Regions from separate parts of the Homo sapiens genome. Here region 2 is linked to region 1. The links are chromatin contacts, found by Hi-C or POLR2A ChIA-PET in ENCODE. All regions are on one chromosome and are shown on one strand. The core of a region is the stretch at or near the end of the contact, and the rest is flanking DNA. Distances in the headings are between cores, read along the strand shown.

Region 1 (4,187 bases), core at 660-3,159:
AGAGTTCCAATTCACAAGCATCCTTCAATAAGGGATCCCAATTCACAAGCATCCCTCAATAAGGTCAGTAGAGTTAGAGGGATTGAACCCCATATTCCCTCCTCCCTGAGGGAAGAAGAAGAGCCTGGAACAGTCATGTGCTGCGTAACAAAGTTTTAGTGAATGCATGGACCGCATATACAAAAGTGGTCCCATAAGATTATAATACTCTATTTTTCCTGTACCTTTTTTATGTTTAGATACACATATACTTACCATTGTGTTACAATTGCCTACAGTATCCAATACAGTAACATACTGTCAGGTTTGTAGCCTAGGAGCAACAGGCTGTATCAAACAGCCTAGGTGTTGTCAAATTATACCCCCAGTTAACAGACAAAATGGATTCTCTGTGGCTCAAAAGTAAAAACAGACCCAAGGGGCCATGGAAGGGTGAGGGAGCAGTCAAGCTCTTCGTGTCCTTAGAGAATGCTGCAAAACCTGTTTTTCTGCAACCAAGTCAAAGAAGAGTTCCTGGAAACAACGGCAGCTGGGAATTCCCCAGTTGACCACCACAAGACCACCTCCTGCCAACAGACAACCTGGAACCAGCCAATTAAGAGAGACTGGTGATTTGGGGCTTTAAGGCCATCTAATCGACACTCTGTTTCTGACTCCCCTGATTACCCTCCCCTGTCCTGCAGTTTTTGCCTTTATAATCTCTAACTTTCCACCCTGCTTAGAGCCCACTTCTGTTTTACACCTGAAGCTGCATTTCCCCAATCTGCAGATTGTTTTTTACAGAAAATAAAACTCTCCCCTTTTCCTCCACAGATGTTATGGACATTTTTTTTTTTTTTTTTTTTGAGATGGAGTCTCACTCTGTCACCCAGGCTGAAGCACAGTGGCACGATCTCAGCTCACTGCTGCCTCCACCTCCCAGCTTCAAGTGATTCTCCTGCCTCAGCCTCCTGAGTTGCTGGGATTACAGGCACGCATCACTACGCCTGGCTAATTTTTGTATTATTAGTAGAGATAGGGTTTCACCATGTTGACCAGGCTGGTCTCAAACTCCTGACCTCAGGTGATCCACCCACCTCGGCCTCCCAAAGTGCTGGGATTACTGGCGTGAGCCACCATGCCTGGCCTCATGGTCTTTTGTTAACAGTGTGTAGCTGGCTATGGGTTCACACAATGACAAAATCACCTAACAGCACATTTCTCGGATCATATCCCCTTCTTTTAGCAATGCATGTCTGTAGTTAAGAGCTCTGCAGCTGGGGTCAGGCCACCTTGGTGTGCGTTTGAATCTTGGCTCTAAGTCTCATCAACTCTGTGACTTTAGGCCAGTTAGTTAGCCTCAATTTCATCACCTGTATAACACGGCTAATAAGAATATCTACCCCCATAGACTATTATGTGATATACAGGTAAAACTCTGCCTCAACTGAGTATGTGCTCTGTAAATGCTGATTTCTGTTGTTGTTCCCTGAGTGTCCTGATTGGTTTACCATGAATCAAGCAGTACTACAGTCCCAAGGCCACAGTCTCTAGGGCTGTTGTTGATGCTGAGCCTATGTGGCTTTATCATCATTGTCCCTGCTGATCTTGCTGGTGATTCTGCTTTGCCTTTGGCACCGTGTTGCTGCTGCAGTGACCACTGCTGAGGGATCCTGTCCCTTTCTTTGCTCATTTGTTGCACTTCCTGCTTCCTGCAGCTGCCCCTTTGTGCAGGAGACCTGATGGCTATCCATGTTTACCTACAACATTCTCCCTTGTCAGTGCTCTTTTCGTTCCTCTGATATCACACAGGGAGGAGAGAATGGAAGTTTCCCAGATTCAGGACATTCGCTGTATTTGACTCCTATACTAACTCAATTTGTGTTTTCTGTGCTTTGCAAAAGCAGTGTTTCAGCAGGAGGAACCACTAGGTGGCAGGGGTGCTGCATTCCCCAGCTCATGACCTTCTTCCAGTAATCTCAGTTATAAGGATACAGTTCCTTTCCAAACGAATGAGCTGCTTTTAAATCAACTTACTTATCAACATGAAATTCAAGGAGAAGAATAAATTTCATATACATTCTCTTGAAAATTTACTGTGATGGCACTAAGTCCACCAACAAGCTCTCACAGGGGTTATGTTACTAAAGCGGTTTTATAGCCCTTGGCTTGAAAGGGCACGGGAAAAGTAAATAAGCCTCTGCTTGCTTAGAGCACAGCCAAAGCTGATTGTATTTCCCTCTAGTTGTTAACACCTGACAGGACAAAGGTCCTTCGGGTTAAAGGTTCATGGACTCCTAGGCTATTATTTCATTAATAAGATTATATTAATAGATACATCTCTTATCTCTCAATGAGGTCCCAAAAGGTTTTCTTGGGGGAGATGGAATTTCAGTAGTGTACTGAATGAAAAGCAGGTGTAGGGGCATCCTTCTTTCAATTACATCCCCACAGGAATCCAACTGGCCAAGTGGGATCTTCTTTTAACAAAATAGATTGGGGAGTACAAGGAAGGGAGGAGAGGTAAAGGCCAGGAGTGCCAATGAAACCCTTGTCTCACAGTGCGGGGGATCAAGAGATGCTGTGCATAACTGACAGAACAAGAAGATGTTTAATACTAATATATCCCTTACACTTAAAAGGTAAATTTAATGTAGAGGAACAAACTACATTGGGTTGTAGCTATAATGGCAGAAGAAGGAAGGGGGCGACAGGATGGTGGTAATGTTAATAGGCTAAACTTCAAGTACCATAACAAAGTCCGCAGATAATAGCAAAAATTGAAAAAGCAAGAAATGGCACTACAAACGTGTCTTTTAGAGCCATGAAGGTAATCACCATAGAAACGAAAAGCAGAAGTGGCTAACAGTCCTTGCCTCTCTCTGCAGGAGAGGAAGAAGGTGGGCAAGGGAGTGGCTGTGCTATCTGACTTTCTACCCAGGACCTTGTTTTACTTTAAGAATAGGCAAGGAGGCCGGGCGCGGTGGCTCATGCCTGTAATCCCAGCACTTTGGGAGGCCGAGGCGGGTGGATCACGAGGTTAGGAGATCGAAACCATCCTGGCTAACACGGTGAAACCCGGTCTCTACTAAAAAACACAAAAAAAATTAGCCGGACATGGTGGCAGGCGCCTGTACTCCCAGCTACTGAGGAGGCTGAGGCAGAAGAATGGTGTGAACCCGGGAGGCGGAGCTTGCAGTGAGCCGAGATTGCGCCACTGCACTCCAGCCGGGGTGACAGAGCGAGACTCCATCTCAAAAAAAAAAAAAAAAAAAAGAATAGGCAAGGATAGGAAGACATTAAGGTAAAAAAGATATCCAGGTTTGTGGGAACAAGCACCACTGAGCTCCTCCTCATTTGTGTCACTATATCTGATATGAATCATCACACTTAATCATATGCTTGTTTACTCTTTAGTTTAATATAACCACTACTTCCAGTTAGAAAGAAATGAGTGGCTTCAATTTCTACATGTAATGTTACCTGTCTCAAACTGGCATTTTCTAGCAAGATCCATTTTAGTCAATATTTTCCAAGGAGGTCATCTGGTTCTTTCTGATATAAACGAACATACCATTTTTCTTTGTAATAAACCAGAACCATAAAGAGCATATGTGCCCACTTGTACTTACTTTGTGACAGTTTAGCCTCGTTCTTGGCCATGCATCTGTCAGCAGGACATGGTTACTCTAAACCAGCAAATCTGCTAAGTCTGACCCTCAAACTTCCTCTCCTTTCTTTTCAAACCCAAATCTAAAACACCAGCAATGACAGCCCATCCTTCAAAACACCCCAGAATTTGACAGTTCTCACCACACCCACCCCTAATATCCTAGTTTGAGATATCATCATCTCTCACTTGGACCAATGAAATCACCTAGTAACTGCTTCCATTCCTGCTCCCTAACATTGTCCAGGCAGCAGCCAGAGTGATTGTCTGTTTGTTCGTTTGTTTTGGTCAGGCACGGTGATAATTTGTGAGACACTGACTTCTACGATGTATCCATCCCATCTCTCTTCCACCTCTATCCTGCTCACTCCTCTGCAGCCTCACTGGCCACCTGGCTATTCCTAGGCCCTGCTGAATATGCTGAGGCCTTCTGCCTGGGATGCTCCCCTCCTGGCTATCTAAATAGCTTGCTCTGTTGTTTCATTCAGGGTCTACTTTGTCACCTTATCAAAGAGGCTTTACCTGACCACCTGACATA
Region 2 (4,187 bases), core at 458-2,957, 320 kb after region 1:
GATAAAACTTTGGGGAGTGCTCCTGGGCCCGTTATGCTGGCCTGGAAGAGTCAGAGGAGTCCCACATGTTCCTTCAACTGTGCATGCTTCAGAAAACCATCTGACCGTGAAAATGATGTTTCTCTCCCAGCACATTTGCAGGTCGGCCACACTGGCTGGATGGGGAGAGCTGTATGGACGCTCAGGCTACAACTATTTTTTCTCAGGTGAATGTTGAACAGCATCCTCTGATGTAGAATGAGAACCCAGTCATAGAGAATAGCTACCCGGGCCGGGCGCCATGCCTCACGCCTGTAATCTCAACACTTTGGGAGGCCAAGGCGAGCGGATCCCGAGGTCAGGAGTTCGAGACCATCCTGGCTAACACGGTGAAACCCCATCTCTACTAAAAAATACCAAAAATTTGCCGGGTGTGGTGATGCACACCTGTAGTCCCAGCTACTCAGGAGGCTGAGGCAGGAGAATCGCTTGAACCCGGGAGATGGAGGTTGCAGTGAGCCGAGATCACGCCACTGCACTCCAGCCTGGGCAACAGAGTGAGACTCCGTCTCAAAAAAAAAAAAAAAAGAATAGCCACCCATGACCACAATAGTATAGGTAGGGGGTCTGAGTGAGCTGGGTGGAGATCAGGGGCCTTCCTTTGATCAGGGACCAGGAGACAAACAGGAGTTCACCTTAGAGGTGAAGACTACCAGGCATATGGGGGCATACTGTGTCCTTAGGAGTAGAGCCATGTAGTCCCAGCCCACCCTTGGCACTATGGGGAAGGAGGCTGGTGAGGAGGCCCCTGTGTGGAGCCCTGGGTCACCAGCCTCAGTACTGACAGATAGGTTTCTCTGGCAGGGGGTGCAGATGATGCCTGGGCAGATGTGGAGGACGTCACGGAGGAGGACTGTGCTCTTCGGTCAGTGCTGGGTTGCTGTGGTCAGGGGCTTGTGTTGGGGATGGGGTGTCTGGCCAGAGATGGCCATGTTCATATTGTCCGTGGGTATTTGTCACTGGTTCAGGTGAGTGGATTGGCTTCTTCCTCTTCTGTCTGCCAAGTCTGTGCCCCTGAAATATGGCTGTTGAAGTCCACTGGGTAGCAGCCAAATACCTGAGCAGTCTGTCCCCATCTTGACTGCACACCTGGATTCACAGAGAACATCCCACTCTTGGGGTTCCTGGTACTGCAGGCCCGAGATAGGGCCCAGACATCTATATTTGTTTTAAAGCCCCACAGAGTTGCCAGTTTGCAGCTATGATGCTGATTACCAACCTGCCAGATCTCACCCAGTACAGCTGGTACTGAGGCACAGGGCAAGGGCTACAGTCCATACATAGGAGACATGAGGTCTAGCCTGGAAGGCACATTTGGAGACCAGATGTGTCACAGCTGCATGATTGGTACTACACATAAGAAGAGCTTGGTACAGAACAGGAGTTTGAGTCCCTATAAAAGGAGGAAATGGGCTGGTTCACACTCTTGCTATCCGCTTTCCAAATGTTTTTAGAAAACAATACTACAGGATATTTTAGAAAAGCTCCTTTGCATGGTCTGTACCACATGGAAAGTCTTTAACTGGTGTCAAGCATCTCTGGAATGCACACAAGCACCCTAGTTAAGATCAGCTTCCCAAATCATAGTTCAGTTCATGAAAGGGCATCTTGCTATGCCCAGGTTCTGCCTGTTAGCTCTGAAAGCAGCGGCTCTGGCTTGTGCTCAAGAATGTTTGGCTCTTCTCCCTAGATCAGGTGACCTCTGCCCAGCCAGGTCACCATCTTCAGCATACACTGTTCTTAGCAAGGAAACTGCTGGGGACAACAAAGCAGTGTGGATTAAAAAATAAAAAAGTAATGGCGACTGTTTATGCTTTCTACTTCTGCCTGTATCTGCAGGGCTGATCAAAAGGCAGCAGTGAGATAGAAAAATTTTATCTTTCTCTTTGCTTCATCGGCCTGCTAGGTAGAGGGAATTTACTTGCTAGTATTTCATAATCAGTTGATAAAATAGCTCTAAAAACTTTATCTGTACAAGTATTTCAGACTGCTACATTATGAGCAAGTCATGTGGCTAAAAATGATCATAAATGGGGGAAAAGGAGGGGGTGGAAGGGGATCAATTCTAATGGAAACGGAAAGATTCTATCAGCCACCAGCCTGCTGCATTTTAGAACGCTGAGATTATTTTGAGTCTTCTGGCTTAATGTCAAGCAATGCCAGAAAGTCCTTTTCCATTTCCACCTGCAAATTTCTCTTCTTTGAAATACATCCCAGAGATTGGGGTAGTCTCTTAGAAAGTCACCTTCCCTGCAACCTCGCTGAAATCAGTTGTCCTGTTTGGCACCCATGCGTCCACCTAGCACACGCCCCAGCTTCTGGAGAAGAGTGACATCCATACTTCCCTGAATGAGTGCCCACCCCCAAGCTCCTGTGAGTGAACATGCCATGTAACTTCTCCCTCTGGCTCTTTATTTCAGAAGTGGTGACACGCATCTTTTTGATAAGGTCAGAGGCTATGACATCAAGCTGCTTCGATACCTGTCAGTCAAATACATCTGTGACCTGATGGTGGAGAACAAGAAGGTGAAGTTTGGCATGAAGTAAGTACAGGCGCCCACTACAAAATGAGCAGAGGCAGTGTGTACAGATTTGCAGGGCTGGCGTTAGTATGTAGCTGTCACTGCGTGCTGGCCTTCTTACAAAGGGCTTTCTGTACATTATCTCACTGTATCTTCAGACAGCCCTGCAAAATAGGTACCAGTGTCCCCCTCTTACAGACACTGAAGCACAGAGAGATGAAGTAGCTTGCTCAGGTTGTATGTTAGTGACTGAGGCAGCCATCAGTCTCTACCCAGTGCTCTGCTGCCACCTTCTCTTACATATCTCTGTATTTTTTTTTTCCAGCTCCATGTTCTATGCCATGTGTGGCAGATTAGAATCTCTTAATTTTTTTAATTTATTTTTCATAGTGACAGAGTCTTTGTTGCCTAAAGTGGTCTCAAACATGTGGCCCTAAGCAGTCCTCCTGCCTCAGCTTCCCAAAGTGCTGGGATTACAAGAATGAGCCCACTGTGCCTGGTCCTAGAATTTCTTTTAAAATTGAACAAAAAAATCAGCATATATTCAAATTTTACTTCAGTGACTGCTGTCATATAAAAATAACACATATGGACCAAATTCAAATATAAGAAGTCAAAACTAAAAAATAGAGCCTGGGTTAGTGATGAGACTTCAGGAACTTTTTCCAAAATTTTGTTTTTTAAATGATTTTTAAATGTTTTTAAATGATCCTAAAAGGTGGTCTTAGAAAATAAGGCATACTGAGGCTAACGTTAGAGCTCACCTATCTTCAGATCTGAATATTGCCTTATTCCTCCCATCCTTTATCTGTCAGAGTCCCCAGTGTTTATTTTCAGATGCTGTTTGTTCACCCTGTTCAGAAGTGGGCTCAGTGACTATTAGAGAAGACAGGAGAGCAGAAAAAAAGGGTTCCCATAGGATCATATTATTTGGCTCTCATCTCATTCCTGGGTCAGAGTGGCTACACTGTGTGCATTTTGGGGTCAGGTGGAAGGTTGTTTTCCACCTTTAGGCTCTGATTGAGGCTTGCTGTAGTATTAGAGGGGGAGTAACTTCCCTTGGTTGATATGTTGGAATAGGGGCAGAGAAGGTAGAGTTCTTTTTTTGACATGGAGCCTCACCCTGTCACCCTGGCTGGAGTGCAGTGGCACAATCTTGGCTCACTGCAACCATCTGCCTCCTGGGTTCAAGCAATTCTCCTGCTTCAGCCTCCTGAGTAGCTGGGATTACAGGAGCGCGCTGCCACACCCCACTAGTTTTTTATATTTTTGATAGAGACAATGTTTCACCATGTTGTCCAGGCTGGTCTTGACGGGGTTTCTCCATGTTGGGAACATGACCTCCAGCCGATGCACCCAGCTGAAGTTATAGTTCTTAATTGTACAAAGTAGGCACTGCTGAAGGGAATTATTAACAATGAAGAATAGTTTTTTTTAGCAGAAGCTTCATTTGTGATTATAACCCTTATTTGGGGAATGGTGTGTGTTTGTGTGTGTGTTGCGACACTGTAACACATTGTATCCTTGTCTTGTAGTGTAACCTCCTCTGAGAAGGTGGACAAAGCCCAGCGCTATGCCGACTTCACTCTCCTCTCCATCCCGTATCCAGGTAGGGGGCTCTCTTCT

What was found. Hi-C counts contacts between places; a loop is a spot of excess contacts on that map. ChIA-PET counts read pairs that join two places held with the same protein, here RNA polymerase II (POLR2A). Pooled maps may share reads with other maps.
Region 2: a map of IMR-90 shows a loop between it and region 1 (8-fold over the local background). The contact joins two enhancer-like sites. A Hi-C loop is called at or near these places in 2 of 168 maps with a recorded cell type or tissue (IMR-90 and tibial artery) and 3 of 50 pooled maps. POLR2A ChIA-PET finds 5 or more read pairs at or near these places in 3 of 52 experiments (RWPE1, WTC11 and activated naive CD4-positive, alpha-beta T cell).

What each region holds. Positions count from the first base shown.
Region 1 is chr3:9,351,447-9,355,633 of GRCh38, forward strand. It overlaps a transcript of SRGAP3 not described here. Among named protein-coding and RNA genes, the nearest start is that of THUMPD3, 9.5 kb to the right of the region's middle. Within about 2 kb of position 1,910, at least 12 of the 41 ENCODE cell types and tissues checked have a DNase peak (open chromatin) inside an H3K27ac peak, as active enhancers do.
Region 2 is chr3:9,668,589-9,672,775 of GRCh38, forward strand. It overlaps MTMR14 (myotubularin related protein 14), which reads left to right. Exons shown (of 19, transcript NM_001077525.3): 4 at 131-206; 5 at 844-904; 6 at 2,460-2,582; 7 at 4,097-4,170. Among named protein-coding and RNA genes, the nearest start is that of MTMR14, 21 kb to the left of the region's middle. Within about 2 kb of position 1,708, at least 9 of the 41 ENCODE cell types and tissues checked have a DNase peak (open chromatin) inside an H3K27ac peak, as active enhancers do.